Linked DNA regions of Homo sapiens: region 2 is linked to region 1. A link is an interaction called in ENCODE POLR2A ChIA-PET data of the cell type or tissue named here. Cell type or tissue: A673. All regions are shown on one strand. Each heading gives the region's core, and the rest is flanking DNA. Links, peaks and the distances in the headings are about the cores only. Region 1 overlaps AHCYL2 (adenosylhomocysteinase like 2). Region 2 holds the start of MIR182 (microRNA 182).

Region 1 (10,160 bases), core at 3,184-7,183:
TCCTCTATGACCACAGCTTCCTTTACTTCTACCTCTGCTGTTCTTATTTCGCCTGCTCTCCACCCTCCCTGTGATCCCTTGATACGTCTGAATGCACCTGGTTCAACAGTCCCTGTTTTCACCTGCCTTTCTCTCCAGTCAAACCTCTGGCCATTCATTTGAATTCTGCCCTCTCTGGCATCTTACAGTACCTCTTCCATAGATATTACCTTCCTCTCCTCCATTCCAAATCCAAAGGACCATTCTCTTAAGTAATGAAGGCCTTACAGGGTGATGAACTGTGAACCCCAAACATCTGAGACAGGTCTCGGTTAATTTAGAAAGTATTTTGCCAAGGTTGGCCAGGCGTGCTGGCTCATGCCTGTAGTCCCAGCACTTTGGGAGGCTGAGGCAGGTGGATCACCTGAGGTCAGGAGTTTGAGACCAGCCTCAACATGGCGAAACCCTGTCTACTAAAAATACAAAGTTAGCCGGGCGTGGTGGTGCATGCCTGTAATCCCAGCTACTCGGGAGGCTGAGGCAGGAGAATTGCTTGAACCTGGGAGGCAGAGGTTGCGGTGAGCCGAGATCACGCCATTGCACTCCAGCCTGGGCAACAAGAGCAAAACTCTGTCTCAAAAAAAAAAAAAAAAGTTTATAGAAAGTTTATTTTGCCAAGATTGAGGATGTGCACTCATGACACAGCCTCAGGAGGTCCTGATGACATGTGCCCAAGGTGGTCAGAACACAGTTTGGTTTTATACATTTTAAGGGGACATGAGACATCAATCAACATATGTATGATGAACACTGGTTCAGTTTGGAAAGGCGAGACATCTGGAAGCAGGGAGGGGGCTTCCAGGTCATGGGTAGATAAGAGACAAATGGTTGCATTCTTTTGAGTTTTTGATTGGCCTCTTCAAAGTAGGCAATCAGATGTGCATTTATCTCAGTGAGCAGAGGGGTGATTTTGAATAGAATCGGAGGCAGGTTTGCCCTAAGCAGTTCCAGCTTGACTTTTCCCTTTGGCTTAGTGATTTTGGGGGCCCAAGATGTTTTCCTTTCACAGAGCCTATAATCATAATTATAATATTGTCACTGTTAGCTGTAGAGAAACTATCCTCTTCAATGGGAATTAACACTGTAAAGAGTCCTGGTCCTTAAAGGGACCAAAGCAGGCATATCTTGTTAGGCTTCCTTTGTGCCTGAAACCTGTGGTACTCTTATTGGATAATATACTCTAGGAATGAACTAAGCAGGTGAGATAGGCTAGCTTACCTTTTTTCTAGTTATGTCTTATTTCCAAAATTCTGAAGTGTGCAGCAAGGAGGGAGTTGGTATGGAGAGATAAAGCAGAAACAACTTCGGAGGTCCTTTAAGGTGATAGTGTACAGGGCTACTGCACTGGCATCCTGTTTCTTCCTGAAACCAGATCTGTGTGTAAAATCCAGCATTGGTTAGGGACTTTGAGGCAGCACTAGTCTTGGTTGGAAACCCTGGCTGTCCTCTAAACCTACACTGTGGTGGCTTCTGACTAGCCTCAGTGAAGTCACTTTGCAATCAGCACCTGTGTGTCTGTAGCTGCGGGCCCTGAGGCCTTCGTGTATGTAGCACAGGGAGCCAGCAGAGGGAGCTGTCGTCCCAGAACTTTCTTAGAGCTGCTAAGAAATTCTGATTTTGAAAAAGATCTTCCTAGGCTCCATCCGAACCTCCCATGCAATAAGACTCTAACTTGAGATATGCGAGAGTTTGGTGCCAGACCCCTGGTGTGAGCAGATGGGGAGCTTCTGCATAGCTGTTTAAACTTGAAAGCCCTAGGAGCTCTTGATTTCAAGGAAACGCCTGTTTACTGATCCAAATCAAGCAACTCTTGAGAAATGGGAGTGCCTTCCTGACCTCAGTCTTTATTGATCTTGGTATCCGCACCTCCAGTGACGTGTCCTGAAGGGTGGGAGAGAATTCACAAGTGCCTCACACACAGGGAAAGAAGGAAGTCCAACTATTGCTGCAGAAAGTCCCCACTGGGGAGGTGCGGGTAGAGTGTTTGGGTAGCATTAAAACAGTGAGTGCCCTGTGAGAAGCACAGTGCCTGGGTGCAGCACTTTGCATCAGCTCTGATTTTGAAATCAGACACAGAAGGCTTTGAAGCCGGCCAGTAAGGGGTTGTCAGGCAGTTGACTAATGCTCTTGATTTGAATCGGAGGCTGCTGTGAAAAGGGATGCAGCTTCTGCTAGCCACTGTGAACTTCTGAATCTCACTAGGGTTGGGTCTGCTTTGGGGCACTCAGATAACCCCAGTATTTCCAAACCAGCTTTCCCTTTTGCTTCAGGACATATCTTACCCAAGCCTGCACTATGGAGAAGTGGGACGGTAATGAGGGCACCTCAGCTTTTCACATGCCTGAGTGGATGGTGAGTTCACTGGTCGTTTTGTTTCTCCTTCTGTTTCTTGATAATGAGAGGCAACCATTTCTGACGGGTGACAAGGATCACCTCTGAGAAGCTCCTACCAAGATCCGTGGTTGGAAAAACAGTTATTACTCTACGTTCTGATTAGTTCCTAGGTACTAGGTCACCACTGTTTCTTAATTATCCACGAAGCTGGGAAAGGTGTGAGAGTTGCCTGGCCAGGGCTTGTTGCCTGGTCATCTCTGGTGGGCAGGGGCTTTCCTCCGGCTGCTGGTGTGATGTATGGGTTGTGTTTCCTGTGACTGTTTTGCACTTCTGTTTTCAACCTGATGCTTCATTTGTTTCTCTGGGGGTAAAGAAAAAGAACAATGAGGAGAAAAAACAAAAACAGAACTTACAGAAATGGTGCTCTCTGAAGTCTGCAAAGATTGCAAACATTTCTCCCCTCCCTGCCCGTATTTTTCCCTTCAGTCACAACATTTCCCTATTTCCCCCCCAGCTATCCTTTATATATATATTTCTCTATGGCAGGAACTGCAGCTCTCTTGGTACAGTTCTTCAGAATACCATGTTTGCCTGATCAGTAGTTTTACTAAAATGATAATAAGGACTTATTTGTTGATAAGAACTAGCATATAAACCTATTATATTGGATCGAATTTCAACTTTTAAAGACAATAACCATCCTTATGTTTCTAAATAGTTTCTTCTAGATTTAGCCTGATTTCTTACAGCCCACACAGGTTTATGTTTACAGATTTGTGTTTCCCCACTATGGAAAACTAGTTAGACTCTCTAAAACATATTTCAAGTTCTTTTTAGTGTTTATAGAATTATGGATTTGAAGAAATAACTATTGATAATGAGATAGAATATATAGTAGGCCTAACAAAGGCCCCCTGAGGAACTTACATTTCAACTCATTGTTACAACTATTTTTTATTGTTTTGGGGGAGGTTATTGCTGTTCTTCTTAATGTCGTTTCAGAACATTGTGTTCAGGTTTTTTTTTTTTTTTTTTTTGAAATGGAGTCTGGCTCTGTTGTCCAGGCTGGAGTGCAGTGGCGTGATCTCAGCTCACTGCAACCTCCGCTTCCTGGGTTCAAGTGATTCTCCTGTCTCAGCCTCCCAAGTAGCTGGGATTACAGGTGTGCACCACCATACCGGGTAATTTTTGTATTTTTGGTGGAGATGGGGTTTCACCATGTTGGCCAGGCTGGTCTTGAACTCCTGACCGTAGGTGATCCACCCAACTCGGCCTCCCACAGTGCTGGGATTACAGGTGTGAGCCACCACGCTCAGTCTTGTGTTCAATTTTAAAACATTTTGTGGAAAGAAAACCTATCCATCTACAAGCTTATTCCAAGTAACATAGTGTTTTAGAATTAATGGAAGGATTTATGTAATACTTCTGATTGGGTTGAGTTTTTTTGAATTTCTTGCTACTCACTAATAACAAGAAGAGGGAAAAAGAAATTTGGTTTTCTTAAGGGAAGGGCCACGTTAAGGTATCAAACTTTGGTATTTCTATAAAGGAATATTACAGAAGAATTCTACTGAACATTAGTGTGCCAACTCAGAATCAATCAAAGTTTTATAATAATTCTTATTTCTGTCATAGTCCTCACCGTCTTACAAGCTTAGCACATCCCCTCAAAGTTCAGTAGTGGCTCCTGCTGAACTTTCACCCATTTACCTTCTTTCTAGTTAATGTGAATGGGAAGACTGCCCTAAAGGAGTTGGTGTGACCACTGCATAAGGGATATGATCTAGGGCTTCCCAGCTTTTAGAAAACACTCTTTATTTAATAAAACACAGCTCTTTAGTGTTGTGTCTTGGTTGGTAAAAAATAAATAAAAAAATTTGCAGCCGGGTGCGGTGGCTCACGCCTGTAATCCCAGCACTTTGGGGGAGGCCAGGGCGGGCAGATCACGAGGTCAGGAGATCAAGATCATCCTGGCTAACACAGTGAAACCCGGTCTCTACTAAAAATACAAAAAATTAGCCGGGCGTGGTGGCGGGCGCCTATAGTCCCAGCTACTCTGGAGGCTGAGGCAGGAGAATAGCATGAACCCGGGAGGCAGAGCTTACAGTGAGCTGAGATCGCGCCACTGCACTCCAGCCTGGGCGACAGGGTGAGACTCCGTCTCAAAACAAACAAACAAAATAATAATTTAGAAAAGCACAGCTCTGCTCTGTTCTGTTTTTAATAAGGTATTACTCTCACTTAGGAATTTCTCAGCCATTCTCTCTTAAATAGCAGGAAAATACCTTTGCTCAGTATTTTGAACAGCAATAAAAAGGAATAGGGAGGAGCTAGTCTTCAATAACACGATTGTCTCATTTGCTAGCTTTTCTTTGCCAAAGACTTTTGAGGCTTTCTTTCAGATACCACGTAAGTCATTGACTCCTGACTTGGTCTGAAAGTACTTCATTAGGTTGCTACTGATAGCCACTTAGCCAAGAAAGCTAACCTCTGAGCACCCTCTAGTGTATTGCCGATGGATTTCCAGACCTTACTTGTAAAATGTTAAAGTGTCTTTTAATCCCCAAGAAAAAAACCGTTGCTCCAGCTCCCATGTTGGGCCAAAGTTTCAATTTAAAGTTTTAACGAGTGTCTTACTCATGTTCCCATTTACATATTAGTGTAATGAAATTTCCACTGAAACTATCCCTGCCACCAAAGGAAATATGAGAAGTCTCTCAAATCTTCTTTCAGGAGAAAAATTTAGCAGAGAAGGTATATTACAACATCTCCCTTTTGTTAAAAATCACCAGCAAAAAGGGACTTCATATCCCTCAGAGAATAGGACTCACACCACATATAACAGCTGACAGTACTCACATCTCTGATTTCCAGCAGGGAAATAAGCCGGGATGAAGCCTGAAGAACCCCAATCTCAAGAACTGACGAGGTAGACTTTCAAGGTTACGTTCCATCAATCACTGGAAAACTTCTCCTGGAGCCTCTGCTCCTCAGCTGTTTTCATGTGAAGGATTTTCTTAGCCCTGTTCAGACAGCTTTACTGCTGAAAGGTTGGGGAACACTTCCTTTTAAAGACTGTCTTTATTAATGTGTTTTACTTCCCCTGAGAGATCTTTAGTCCCTTCTGGTAGTAACCTCGACTGACATGCATGGAGATCAGCAATAACTTTTTCTGTGTTTCAACATTTTAATATTTCCTCCTCCTCCCACTCCAGCTCTCTGTACTTTTCCATAGGAAATCTGGTTGATTGACTTTCATGAGTATCCAGCCAGCTTGATGCCCGATATTCTTTTGGCAAGAAGTAATCCTTTTCATAGGTAAAGAGTTAGTTCAAGCCGCTCATTTGGCTTGGAAGAGAGAGGTGTTTTGAGGAATATCTGAACCATATCTACTTGGAAGTAGAGACAAAAATCTCCAAAGTGTCTGATAAATGGTGGTAGAGGTAGCTTGACTATCACTCTAGGTCAGGATTGGTGCTTAAAACAGAAAGCCATTTGAAAAACTGATGAAAACTATGGGCTCTCTCCCCAGGATATTAAAAACACAAAATTTTGCATACTGTTGTAGGGGGTTCTAGACATCCATGGAATATAGGTTAAGAACACTTAATTTGAAAGAATAGAAATATTAATATTTTAGACTTGCATATCAATATGTAGTTTTCAAAACCCTCTCACATCTTATTATCTCAGCATACATTTTAAATAGGCAAAGTAGATATGATTATCCCTATTTTAGAAATGATGACAGACCTTAGGAAGTAGAGACACAGATACATCCTTTGTAGTATTACTTTATGTACTTGAAAAGGAATTAATTGGTTTCTCTTGGCCTTGATCCTCTTTAGGATAAATAGATCTTCTGTCCTCCCCATGAGTCCTGTTTTTCTTAATATATTACCTGTCTCTTCTTAAGAGCCTTAAGTTACGGAAAGCAGAATTAGACCCAGTTTTCTTTAGACCCTGTTTTGGGTGTAAAGAAAGATCACCTCAGCTGGGCGTGGTGCCTCATGCCTGTAATCCCAGCACTTTGGGAGGCCAAGGTGGATGGATCACCTGAGGTCAGGAGTTCGAGACCAGCCTGCCCAACATGGCGAAACCCCATCTCTACTAAAAAGTACAAAAAAAAATAAGCCAGGCATGGTTGGTGTGCTCCTGTAATCGCAGCTACTCAGGAGGCTGAGGCAAGAGAATCACTTGAACTCTGAGAGGTGGAGGTTGCAGTGAGCCGAGATGGCACCATTGCACCCCAGCCTGGGAGACAAGAGCAAAACACCATCCCCCCAAAAAAAAGAAAGAAAAGAAAGGATCACCTCATTGTATTCTCTGACCTTTCAAATAACCTTTACTTTTCTGCCTGTGAACGTGCCTCCATGGTTATAGCCATGATAGGATAGAATGGTTGGTTAAGTAGAGTCAAGAGAATCAGGGCTGCTTTACTCACGCTTGGAGAAAGTGTTAGAGCAGTGGTTTCCAAAGTGTGGTCTTCAGACTGGTAGCATCAGCGTCTCCCGGGGAGTTACTCAAAACACAAAATCTTCAACCAGAGAATTGGAAGCTGAAAAAAATTTTTTTTTTTAAATTACAAAATACAAAATCTTGGGCCCTCTCCAGACCTAATAATTCAAAAACTCTGGTGGTTAAGATCCAGCAATGTGCTTTAATAAGCTCTCCAGGTGATTTTGATGCAGCTAAAATTTGAAAGTTACTGTGTTCTATAAAAACTTATTGGCTGTGTGCGGCGGCTCACGCCTGTAATCCCAGCACTTTGGGAGGCCGAGGTGGGCGGATCACGAGGTCAGGAGATCGAGACCAGCCTGGCTAACACGAAGTAAGTGATGGAACTTTTTAAGTTTTTTTTTAGTAGAAACCCTGTCTCTACTAAAAAAAACAAAACAAAACAAAAAAGCAAAAAAACTAGCCAGGCGTGGTGGCATGCGCCTGTAGTCCCAGCTACTCGGGAGACTGAGGCAGGAGAATCACTTGACCCCGGGAGGTGGAGGTTGCAGTGAGCCGAGATCGCGCCACTGCACTCCAGCCTGGGTGACAGACCAAGACTCAGTCTCAAAAAAAAAAACCAAAACAAACAAACAGACAAAACTTGTTAAGTGGTAAGGCTTTTCCTGTCTCCTAAAATGTCTTCTGGTTCTATTTGGTATAGATATGCCAGTCCTTCTGGCTCAAGTTATCTGACTTAAGTCATTGGACCAAGGAGCTCCTTTTTACCTGAGTGAGGGAAAGGGGAACCAGCTTAGTACATGCGGACTGGGGTGAACATTCTTGTTAGGAGGAGCAAAAGTTGAGAGATTCATCAAGCAAGCAAATGATCTGTCTCACTTTGTGAAATTATGAGTAAGAGATCAGAATTGCTGTGGGTGATGGTGAATATTCATATTTGAGTTCAATTAATTTCTGTTTCCATTTCTGGTAGTGACATTGGGCAAAGTTGCCTTAAAGAGCTGTTAGAGTTCTAATTCTTATATAATTAGGTGTTTTAGAATTGTGACTTGATCAGGGCCCCAAGATTATCCGGGATGATGTCATTTCTAAGATGTAATCTGATACGAAAATGAATTTAAAGAGTAATTTTAAATTAAATAAATTTAAAGATAAAAGGAATGATTTGAGGCTAGTACACCTAGGACTAGGACCTTTGGTCTTCTGATTAATATTATGAGGCATGGTATAGTAGATGGAGCTTTGGCTCTAGCATAAACACAGGCTCAAATTCCAGTCCCATCACTTACTTGCTGTGAGACCTTGGACAAATCATTTGTTCTCTTAGAGTTAAACTTTCCTGCTTTGTCAAGTGAGAATAATACTGCCTAATTCTTAAGATTCTTGTACAAATTAATAGAAGTAACATATACACAGAACTGTGAAAATAGGCACTTACCAAACTTTTCTCTTCCAGAGATGTCAATAAGCAGTATGCAATGTGACCTTCTCTCTCTAAATAAAGATTATCCTTAAAAAAAAAAAAAAATCTGCCGGCTGGGTACAGTGGCTCATGCCTGTAATCCTAGCACTTTGGGAGGCCGAGGCAGGTGGATCACTTGAGGTCTGGAGTTCAAGACCAGCTGACCAAAATGGTGAAACCCCATGTTTACTAAAAATACAAAAAATTAGCCCGCGTGGTGGCACATGCCTGTAATCCCAGCTACTTGGGAGTCTGAGGTAGGACAATCACTTGAACCCGGAGGGTGGAGGTTGCAGTGAGCCGAGATCGCATCATTGCACTCCAGCCTGGGCAAAAAGAGCAAAACTCCATCTCAAAAAAAAAAAAAAAAAATCTGCCATTTTATGTCCTTTCTTGTGCTCAACAAGCAGTCTTTTTTTTTTTTTTAATTAAGGAAGAATTGACATCACTTTCCCCCCAATCTCTGTAGCAGACAGTTGAGTGTAGCTTTCTTCCTCACTATGTCTCTTTCAGAAATCAGCAAATAAATAATGTGATTCTTTGCCCTTTTGCTTGAATATTTGGCACGTAGTAAGATTGTTGTGATTCGGGGGACTCTGAGGAGATAAGAAACTTCCCTTTGTAGTCGTCCCTTCCATGAACACACATTTTGTGAAAAAAGCAAACTGGGTCACTCTGTGCCAAATCAGCAACAATCTTGAGCTGGGACTAGAAACCAAATGTCAAAACCTGTATAAAAGATGCACAATTCAGAGGAAAGCAGTGAACTGAGAAAATTGATTTCCTTGGTGACAGAGCTGAAATCAGTGTCCCCAGTCTGGCTAATCCAAGGACACAGAGTGTAGGGTAGGGCCTGCCTGAGTACTTGGCACCATTAATTTTTTTTTCTTACTCCTTTAATGAAGTCTCTCATTGTTTAAGTGGCTCTGTGGTTAATTTTTTTCTAATGAGACTAGGTTAACTAAAATCATCTGACATGGAAAAGGAGGAGGTAAGGTTGAAAAGGAACCTAATTAGCAAGTTAATTATAGCGAGCAAAAAAGTGCAGTGGTTATATAAATAAGCTATTGTTATGCGCATGCAAGTTGGGCCTTGTCAAGGGACTTGCAAGGTTTAGAGGTCAGAGGATCCATGTAATTAGGTGTTTAGGAAAAAAACAAGTAAAAGCAAAACAGCCACTAGAATTAGGAATGGCTGTTGAGCCACTAACAGAAATGCCTTATTAAATTGGGGCTGTACTGCTGAAGGGGTTGTTGGAGCTGCTTCAGGGATTCCAAGGAAGAGTAGTCCCCCACTCCCCAGCCCAAAAAGCTGGCTGGAACCAGAGCCAACAGAATTGCTGATGAGGAAAGTTTAAAGGCCTGATCACAAGGGTCCCTGGACCACAGAGGTGGCAGTGGGGCTGGTAATGTCACTATGCTGGGCAGCAAGAAGAAATACATTGTTAATGGCAACTCTGGGATTAAGGCCCAGGTGAGGCTAAGCTCTTATTTACCAGTCTTGCCGCTGCTATAGCCATTATTGTAAAAGGCCGACTGCTTATACTCTTTTTCCCCTCCTTTCCTGCTTTCATCCCTCCCTCTGGCATAAGGTGAGCTACCCCTCTTTTAACAGTCTCTTTCCCTCCCTTGCCTTAATGCCTGTTGGAATTAGGCAGTTCTCTCTCAAATGGAAAAGGAGGATTACCTTAAAAGACCCTGGTTCCAGACAAGGTAGGAAAGTTAGGGGTAGAATCTACTAAGGTACCACAATTGGGGTGGGCAGATTACAAAACCAATCCATTACAAAATGGACTGTATATTGGTGTTTAATTATTAAGAGGAGGTAAACACCAGGGAGCCACTTAACTCATGTTCTGGTCGTCAGA
Region 2 (10,160 bases), core at 5,610-9,609, 400 kb after region 1:
AAAAACTGGAGGGCTGAAATAAGGCCTGATGTGTCTGTCTGTTACAGCTCTGCTCTCTATGCCAACCATTCAGAGGACAAAACTGCACATCAGGATTATAAAGTAACCTCCACTGTGTCCTGAGCTTGATAGACCTGGAATAGCCTCCCGTGGCTGGACCTTTTTACCGCTCCCCACCCCCCCCACACACACGCGTGCCCTTACATGCAGCAGGGCCTCAATACATCTCATAGGATGAGTGAACCTAGTTTTCCAGTGGTAGTTTAATCAGAAAATTCAGAGAACCCAAAACACCTATTCCCACACATTTTCATTACTCAAAAAAGTCTGGCCAGCATGGTGGCTCACACCTGTTATCCCACGACTTTGGGAGACCAGGACAGGAGGATAGCTTTAGGGCCAGGAGTTCGAGACCAGCCTGGGTGACAGAGCAACACCAGTCTCTACAAAAAAAAAAAAAAATATATATATATATATATATATATATATATTTCTGCAAAAATCCAATGTTAAATAATTTTATGTAAAAATAACATTGATTGTATTCTTAAGAAAAATCTGGCTATGTGATATCCTGGCAGGGGTGACGGATAGTGAAATGTTGATGCTGAACACATTCTTGGTCACTAACAGTTGCACTGTGTTGGTCTTTAAAAACCTCAGGGCCCAATGAGACTAGGAGAACTCAAAAACCCCTGGGTGATCAGGAAACGAAGCCAAAGCTTGGCCCTCTCATAGTGGACTTTAATCTGCGAGGGAAGTTAGCCACCACTCCTCATTTGGGCTATGAAAGTTGAAGCCCCGGGTCACATGGCTGGCTCATCCCCCAAATCACTCTGCTCCCTTTCCTACTCAGCTCCTCCTGCCCGGGTTACCATCCAGATTCTCAAAATCTGAAATTTTTAATTTAGAAGTTAGGTATTTCCTTTACCAGAGCTATTTTTATAGAAAGCAAGAGCAACGTTTACACCAAATAAATTAATGTGTAATTCTGGAATTTACCAAAATGGTTGCAGAAAACAACCATGAAGATAGACCTTTTTTTTTTTTTTTTTTTTTTAAATACAGTAATGTTTTTTAAGTTAGCCGAAGTTCGGGGTAACTCATCACATAATAGGATTCTCTAACCTGGGCCTCTGGGTACTCATCTGTCCAAAACAGCGGTCAAACGACAAGGACGATGAAGACTTCGTGGGCCCTGCTGAGGTCCTTGGGAGCAGGGCATTCGTGCGGGGCTGTGGGGCACGGCCGAGCTGAGGGTCCCTGGCCCAGGGGCCTCCCGTCCATGCCGACGCCCACTCCTCCCGTAGGACCCAGCCAGTGCGGGCCCTGTCTTCTAGCCCAGCCTGAACGCCACGATGCAGGGAAGCGCCTGAGGCCTGCCGGGGCTCAACACCTGCCCGACTGTGAGCGCGGAAGCCCGCAGATGGCCTGGGCGAAGGCGGCCCGGGTGCGGGAGACGCGACGCGGGGTCACTCAGAGCCCGAGCGCATCCCGAACCCAGAGCCGCCGTCGGGGGCGCACCCGATTGGCCGGCTGAGACCACGTGTCCACCTGCGGCCCAATCAGCGATGGCAGGACATCCGGAAGGCCTGGTCCAGACCGCAGGGTATGGGCCGCTCTCGGGGGAAGCGAGCTGGGAAAAGCAACCCCCGAGTGCCAGTGGCCGCCTTTATGTGCCAGGGTGCTGCAGCCGGGGAATGATGGCGCGGGCATCCCCGGCTTCCCCACGGGCCATACTGCCTATCTGGGTCTGTGGAGGCCTGCCTTAGTAAATTAGGGGTCATTTGGGTAGCTGTGTGCCGTCTCCGCCTCCCACCATCCCCAGTAGCCTCAAGAATTTTTTCAAATCGTTTTATTGAGATAATTTATATACCATTAAGTTCATCCGTTTAAAGCGTACCATTGAACGATCTTTAGTATATTTACAAAGTTGGGCAACCATCACCATAATCTAACTTTGAAATATTTTCATGATCCCAAAAAGCAGGGGTTTTTTACACATTTCCCTACAAAATAACTTGAAGTAAGTTACATAAAAGATATATACAATAAAGTTGAAAAGCAAATAGAAATGAGGATTCAAAGACCAACGGAAGCAGGTCACATTTGTCAGCCTGGGGTCAACGTCGGCGGTGTGATGAAGGTGCCCTTTTAGCTCTGGTCTTGGCTAAGAGGTTGGAATTACTAGAAAGGGAACAAGACACAGTTACTCGAAGAAACAAAGCACTAAGTACTTTTTTTTTTAAGTTTAAGAGAACGCCAAGTTATTTTATATTCAGCATCTTTCACAACATTTTTATAGCCAAAGAAATAGCTTTATTTCCTTAGACCTTAAAACCTCAATTTTGAAAGTTTCCTGGGAGGGGCCAAACTAATGTGGCATTTCAGTGTTTATTTACAGAGCATTAAGGAAAGGATGGAGGGGAGACGGGTATGGTGAACTGGCCATCTGAAATGGCTGCTTGAGCAAGGAATGGCGTGTGACTTTTTCCATTTCCTGGGATGGATGATCAGAGCCACAACTGTGGACACAGAGTTCTCCCCATATTGGAACCCCACATTCTCAAGAGAACCGCCAACCACGGGAGCACAAGGATACAACGGGCTCAGCTGCCCCTGGCCACCACCCCAGTGGTCCCGCCATGGGCCATCTAAGATCTGCAAAGATGGGTGGAGCTATTAGAGTCGCAGGTCTGGGGGAAAGTGCTTAAGGATTTCTGCCTTCCCTTTCCCATCCTCCCTCCTTGCCCACCCCTCTATCCCCCACCCAAACCCCCACCCCCTGCTTCTGGAGGATCTGGACCATGAGCAGAGAAGGGAAGTGTCTACCAGGAAGACCACGTTCCCAACACCGAGGTCCTGCCTCCCCTCAGGAAAAGGGCAGCACATGTACTTGAACTCAAGTTTGAGACTGAAGCTTGAAAGTGATAGGTTGAATGATGGTACATGCTTACACAGATACAGAATTCACCCAAAATGTCATTAAGGAGCTAGAATGGGCCGGGCACAGTGGCTCACGCCTGTAATCCCAGCACTTTGGGAGGCCAAGGCAGGTGGATCACTACTCAGGAGGCTGAGGCAGGAGAATCATTTGAACCTGGGAGGCAGAGGTTGCAGTGAGCTGAGATCCCGCCACTGCACTCCAGCCTGAGTGACAGAGCGAGACTCCATCTCAAAAAAAAAAAAAGGAGCTAGAAGGGAAAGTCAACAGAACAAGGTCAAACAAGGTCAAGGCAGTGACCATAGAAAATAAAACCATGTTGTGTCCAGATCCACCAAATCAAGAAGCCTGATGCCTTTGGTTCCATGAACAGAAGACACCTCAGACTTGTGGGTTAGTCAGTGGCAAGGAAAGGTTCCATTTCCACCCAACCCTAAGAGACACAAATCCGTTTTCATAAAAGTGTGAGCCCCACCCTGCCCCAAGGATATGGGGGATGGGCACCTCTGCCTGTGGCTCACCTCCCCTGACAAGCTCCAGTGGGTGCTGTGCTTCCTCTTCACTGGGAGGCTTGTTCAGGAAATCCAGTTCACTCCATTATTGAAAACAACTCCATCTCCAGGAAAAGTTGAAACTGGCAGTTTTAGCATCTGATGATGGAGCCTTCTCTGCCACTTCAAGGCCTGCTGCCTCCTTTTCCAGCCGGCCTCTCACCCCAGGAAACACCAGCGAAGCCAGTGCAAGGAGAGGCCTCAATCCCTGGAAGATTGAGGTCATGCCTGGGCCAACACGTGTAGCAGAGCTTGGAGAACCCTCCCTACAGGACTTGCCCACCTCCCACTACAGGGGCTGACTGTTCAGCTTCTGCTCTTTGAGAAAAGACACATCCACTGTGAATGCAAAACTCTTCGTGTTCAGTTTTCTCATCACAGCATTTATACTTTTTTTTTTGAAATGGAGTCTCGCTTTGTCACCCAGGCTGGAGTGCAGTGGTGCGATCTTGGCTCACCGCAACCTCCACCTCCTGGGTTCAAGTGATTCTCCTGCCTCAGCCTCCGGAGTAGCTGGGGTCACAGGTGCCCACCACCACGCCTAGCTAATTTTTGTATTTTTAGTAGAGACGGGGTTTCACCATATTGGCCAGGCTGGTCTTGAACTCCTGACCTTGCGATCTGCCTGCCTCAGCCTCCCAATTATATACATTTTTAAATGCCTAGATTATGGCTGGGGAATTTAGGGAGTTGTGAGAGGCCCCAACTTGGGTGAGGAACCAGCCTCGACATAAACTTAGGATTGTCATGCTGACAGGGCATCTGATCTGGTCCCCACCTGAGGTTGGCATCCCACTCCAGCACCTTTGCTTGGCCATCTCCAGAGATGGAGGGTCCAGACCCGAGGCCCTCATTGGTGCAGTCAGGAAGCTCTGTGTGATGTATAGAACATGCCTGTCTGGGGTCGGCTACTGCCCCTGCTTCTGCTCTCTTAAGTCATAGAGAACTAGAATTCTTTCAACTACTTGAAAATAACCTCACATTACCACCCAAATCTTTCATAGCTAAAATCTCCAGTTTCCATTTTTCCTGGAGATGGGTGAGTTGTTTCCAGAAATGGAGTGAACTGGAATTTCCTGAGTGGCCCCCAACGAAAACCAAAAATCCTGGATTTTATGTTTTGAAACGTCTTCCAATGCACAGCAATATAGCGAGTAAGCCACAGAAGGGACCTGGATAGCCAGACCATCTCTGGTCTGGTCCAGCGCACACCACAGCACGGGTGCCCTCCAAACTGAGCCCAGACTGAGGGATAACGTCAAGGGCTTCACAACCTTCATCTCCCATGATTCTCCTCCAGGAATCTGCTGCTGTAAGTTGGCTGCAGCCTGTCCTTCCAAGCACCACACTTTGCCCCTGTATTCCTCCCCCTGGGACCTGCTCTTTCCCCCTTCTCTCTCTACTCAGGCTCAATGTAGGTGGCTCCCTCCACTCAGAGCCCATGCACCACCCCAGCCCTGGAGGCCATGCCTTTCTTCAGCCCCAGCACCTCTTCCTGTCTGTACTACATGCACCTGCCCCATCCACACTGCCCAGTGGGGCTTGTAACCGTGCCCAGCCCAGCTCCCGCGTTGAGCTGTGTGTACCAGGAGGGCAGACCCATTGGCATTGGGTGCCATGCCTCCTGCAGCAAGCCCAGCCCTTTGCTGTTAGTGTTTAACAAGAATCTTGATGGGGGCCGAGCGCGGTGGCTCACACCTGTAACGCCAGCACTTTGGGAGGCCGAGGTGGGCAGATCACTTGAGGCCAGGAGTTCGAGACCAGCCTGGCCAACATGGTGAAACCCCATCTCTACTAAAAATACAAAAATTAGCCAGGCTTGGTGACAGGCACCTGTAATCCCAGCTACTTGGGAGGCTGAGGCAGGAGAATTGCTTGAACCCAGGAGGTAGAGGTTGCAGTGAACCAAGATCGTGCCAGCACACTCCAGCCTGGGAAACAGAGCAACACTCTGTCTCAAAAAGAAAAAAAAAGAACAGCTGAGTTCATCCCTAACAGCCTCTTCCCCTGCAGGAATGTTGGATGCCTCTTAAAAAAAAAAAATGAATATTGGTGGACTTAATGCAGCCATCTTCTTTCTGCTGGAAAGCTGGTCTTTGTGGAAACCTCTCACATGTGGTTTTGATGGTACTTTGTGCACACTTACTCTGTGCTCCAAAAGGTGCCCGGGCTCCAGCTGCCTGACCTGGAGGAGCTGCCTTGTGGAGCCATCTGTACGCCCTAGGCCCTGACACCAGGGCAGCCCCTCCCTTTTGGAGGTCAGAGCCAGGCAGGCCTTCCTATGACCTCAGGGGGCCCATGGGCTACCCATGCACGAGGGTCCCTTCCACTGCGGGAACTGAGACTCTTGGGGGGGTGACAAGACTTTCGGAGATGCTTGAGGTCAGAGGTTACGCAGAGTGTGGAAGTCAGAATGCATCACCCAGGTCTGGAATTCCACAGCCTCCCTGCCACATGCCAGGCCCCATACCAGGCCAAGGCCAGCCCTGGGCATGAAAGTGTGAGTGAGATACAGCCTGGACCCAAAAAGCCTCCACAGTTGATGGGTGAAGCTGACCTACTAACCTCAACCCTCACCCCTAGCCCTGTGGTTTTAGCACTGGCAGGCTGGGAAGGTGTGTGCAGGGCATTTGAGACATGCTGCCTTACCAGCTTCGAAGGGAGGAAGAGCTGGCGGGGAGGGCAGGCCACATGAGGAAGGCGAAACAATTTCTTCCTGGCGAGCAGGAAGACAGGTGGGGGGAGCAGGAGGGTAGTTTGCATGGCAAGGCTGGGTCATACCAGGCCCCATAAACCAGGTAAGGCGCTTGGGCTTATCCCAAGGGAGAGGGTGGGGATACTGTGGTCAGATTAGCTCAGAGGACGGTCAGTGGAGCAGGGCAGGACAGAGATGGGGAGGTGGCAGTGGTGACGGCAGCTGGGACATTCCATTCCGTAGGGACCATCCCACTGATCAGTCCTGCCTTCCCACCACCCTGGTTCTAGCTCTGCCACCCCCAGCAACCATGTATCCTAGGGAAAGGCAGAAGTCTCTGCAGGGGCTAAAGGGGCACCAGGGAGAAGGTCAGGGTCCACTGGCCACAGTGCAGCCCCCTCCCCTGGCTGTGTGGCACGGGGCCTGCAGCCTCTGGGAGCAGTTGCCAGGGCCCGGGTTCCCTGCTCCACCACTCACCTTGGCTATAAACACTTCATTGTCCTGATCCTGTTTGCTCATCTGTGCGCTGCCCGTGGTTGTGAGGATTCACTGAAATCATGAAAATGTAGCACAGTCTGTGCTCAAAGATCAATAGCTTTACTGTGACTCAATCTGCCCAAAGCCCCCAATTTCTTCTTCAGCGCCCACCCTGCTGAGGCCCCATAATAATTCTATTCCTGCCAGCATGGAGCACCAGCAGCTGTACCAGCCAAATGAAGCTATGTGGGTCGGGGGACAAAGATGATGCAAGGCTCCTCCACGCCAGCTTGGACTATAAAACGCATTCTAATCACTGACCTTACCTCCATGCTTAGCACTTAGCAGTACTTGGGCACCGCGATTATGCTGCTGTTGATCACTACACTAAACCGTTCAGCCCACATCTCCTGGTTTTGTTATTTACAAGCTTAAGAACAGAGAGCAGGCCGGGCGCAGTGGCTCATGCCTGTAATCCCAGCACTTTGGGAGACCAAGGCGGGCAGATCACGAGGTCAGGAGATCGAGACCATCCTGGCTAACACGGTGAAACCCCCGTCTCTACTAAAAATACAAAAAATTAGCCAGGCGTGGTGGTGGGCGCCTGTAGTCCCAGCTACTCAGGAGGCTGAAGCAGGACAATGGCGTGAACCCGGGAGGCGGGGTTTGCAGTGAGCCGAGATGGCGCCACTGCACTCCAGCCTGGGCGACAGAGCAAGACTCAAGTCTCAAAAAAAAAAAAAAAAAAGAACAGAGAGCAGAGCCGTTTCAGGCCCTGGTCTCTGGCAGACCCCTACTCACCTTCCTGGGCATGTATCCAAGGTCCTTCTCCCATGGCACCTGCTTCCTCTGCCATCGTGGACTTAATGGCCAAGTCCAACTCCTCCTTTCATTCTGCACACAGCCACAAGAGCCATCCAACCAGAACACACATCTGATCACACCCCCTCTGGCTGCGTGGCTCCCATGGTCCTTAGGTTCGGGAACAAATGCAGCCTTAAGATGGCCAGCCTTCCAGCCCGGCATAGACCCCAGGAAATCTGTGTGCTCTCCAACAGGAGTCTCCTCCTCTCCCTGAGGGTCACTCATCTTCCAGGACTCCCCACCCCTCCCTGTGTCCCAGCAGGTGCCGTGTGGCCCTAGCTCAGAGCAGCCTTCTTCATGCCCTGCAGAGCCAGCCTGTTTACGCAGCGTCTGCTTGTGCTCACGGCATGTAACATGCATAGTGCAGCCTGCGGGAGAACAGTTCCCTTCTCTTTCTGTCTCAAGAGCTGCCGGCTCAGACCTTCCCTACTCGGCCTGTGTCTCCCCAAAAGAGCGCAGTGAGCTGCACGGAGCCGGTTGAGCCTGGAGCCACCAGATAGATGTCTGCCCCGCCCTGCCCAGCCACAGGGGTTGGTGGGTCATGGAACCACACATGACCCTCCGAGGGCAGGTGAGGAGAAAGGAGGGCTGATGGGGGCTGATAGAAGGGGTTTGGGGGATGGGGAGCACCAGAGAAGGAAGGCTGGCAGGCCGAGGGCTGGGGAGCAGGGGATAGGCCTTCACATTTGCATTTGCACCGTTCACTGCGGGCTAGGCCACACTCACACACACACTTACACCTGCACCCACACCCTCTCAACCACACGCGCAGCTCCCACTCTGGCTCCTGAGCCATCTGCAGGCCAGGAGACTCCAGGGCCGGGCTTCCCCAGCAGGTCTGCCCACCAAGCCCAACTCTCTGGGAAGTGCCACTCACTCTGACCCTGTGGCCCGGCTCCGGCTCAGGGGAGCTCCCACTGCAAACACAAGCTCTGGGAAGGTGAGTGGAGGCTTTGTCTCAGGTTCTGAGGCGTCAGGAGGAACAAATCCATGAAGTGGAATGCTGGAGGCATAGAGGTCCAGCCCATGGGCCACCTGCACCCCAGGGGGCCAGTCCCGCATTTACACAAGTGACTTGTACACTCTCCTCCTGCACATCTCTGGAGGCTTATCCCATCTGGCCCTCCATGGCCTCAGCAGGATCACTGGATGTCCGTGATGCACGGCGTGCCCTCCCTGCCCTCATCCTCCCAGCCAGCAGCCCAGGAAGGAACCACTCTTAGTGACCTGTGGAAGGTTAGGAGACCCTCCCTCGGGGCCCTAGAGCCCACCCTGAACAGGGCCTTTCAGGGGAGAGGGTGAGAAGGTTCACCACCCAGAGGAGCCAGGCCAAAGCCCTGAAACCAAACATCCCCCAGTTCCCTCACTCCTCGATTCAGACTCCAGGGCCACAGCCTGGAGCAGAGCTGGACCCCAGCTCCTCTTGGCAGCACCCCTGAGGGCCAGAGAACGGCTTCCCAGCTGACTTGAGGACCTGTGACCTCAGGGGGATGCAGGGAAACACAGAGTGTCACTTCCAGCTGCACCTGCCCTCTGCCACTACCCAGCAGTCCGGGACCTGAGTCCCCTCCTTCCTCGCGGAGAACAGCAGGTCCAGCATGGCCGGCCCTTCCCTCGCTGGCTGTGCACAGGGTGCCGGCTGAGTCCTCGCCCCATAGTTGGCAAGTCTAGAACCACCGGATCCTGTTACCTCACCAGTGTGAGTTCTACCATTGCCAAAAACGGGGGGAGGCAAGCAGCTCCCCCCAGGAGCTGGGGAGGCCTCGGTCTGTGCTGAGGAAGAGACAGAGACAGTTAGGATGGTCCAGGCAGGGCCAGGACAGAGGCGCCCATCCCCGCAACTGCGACAAGGTCCTTCCTGCAGGGTCGCCCTGGTGTGGAGGCCCAACCCCACAGTCCCCCTTCCTGCTGGTCCCGGTCCCTCCTCAGCCCCCTCCTCTCCTCCCTTCCCCTCATATCTGTAACCTGCAGTTCCTGTGGGCAGGCATGGAGCAGACACCATCCCTAGGGCAGCCACCAGGATCCAACCCAGGCCCTGAGCTGTGGTCACCACTCCCAAGGGAACCCGAGGGCACCTCCACTCCCAGCACCTGACAGCAGGGACTCTGGGAACCAGCACAAGCCAGGCCAGAGAGCCCTGCCCCTGGGCGCTGGGGAAGAGATGGCTAATGTGGGCTGGGTTTTGCTATTTACTAAGCCCACGTCACTGCTCCATTTAATCCAGAGAGATGCTCCCAAGCCATTCCCTAGAGCCTAAAGCTCACAGGCTGCCCACCCCAAAGGGAGAGAGGGAAGTTGCTACACAAAACATTCCTCCTCCCTATCAAGTCCAAGGGAGGAAGAGCATTCCACTTGCCAAGGCCTCTTCCCTAAAAGCAGTGGACAAACAATGGCGCTGGGACCTTCTACCCAGGAACGGGAACAGGCAGCCTCTGGGGCCATCAGTCAGTGGCAGGAATGGGCCAAGCTAAAACCAACCAAATATCTCCCATCCAGACGGCACTCTCCTGACCACAGAACCCACTGCACACACCCAGCAGCCCTGCACACACCCAGACCCTTTGAGGGCTGGCTGCGATCTGATTCTCGGAGTGGCATTTCCCCAGACCGCCAGTCACTTACCCAAGGG

The links. Peaks named below come from ENCODE experiments on the same cell type or tissue, not always from the same donor. Only the 100,000 strongest peaks of a DNase experiment are listed, where the experiment ranks them.
Region 2: POLR2A ChIA-PET joins it to region 1 with 10 read pairs; 4 of 35 experiments call an interaction of 5 or more read pairs at or near these places.

Annotation. Positions count from the first base shown.
Region 1 is chr7:129,366,161-129,376,320 of GRCh38, forward strand. The region is part of intron 1 of AHCYL2 (adenosylhomocysteinase like 2); the gene reads left to right. It overlaps LOC107986847 (a long non-coding RNA gene), which reads right to left. Exons shown (of 3, transcript XR_007060518.1): 2 at 5,233-6,931; 3 at 1,864-2,734. Among named protein-coding and RNA genes, the nearest start is that of STRIP2, 63 kb to the right of the region's middle. RefSeq lists enhancers at 9,094-9,654, 9,655-10,160. In A673, for the core only: a CTCF peak has its summit at 4,874 (motif pointing left); DNase peaks (open chromatin) are centred at 4,931 and 5,441; H3K4me3 peaks cover 1,152 bases; H3K27ac peaks cover 1,755 bases.
Region 2 is chr7:129,761,220-129,771,379 of GRCh38, forward strand. It overlaps MIR182 (microRNA 182), which reads right to left and starts at 9,273; the gene lies at 9,164-9,273. It overlaps LOC105375501 (a long non-coding RNA gene), which reads right to left and starts at 7,986. Exons shown (of 3, transcript XR_927963.4): 1 at 7,469-7,986; 2 at 6,668-6,739; 3 at 1,763-2,187. RefSeq lists an enhancer at 9,424-10,160. In A673, for the core only: no CTCF peak of the experiment used is centred there; no DNase peak of the experiment used is centred there.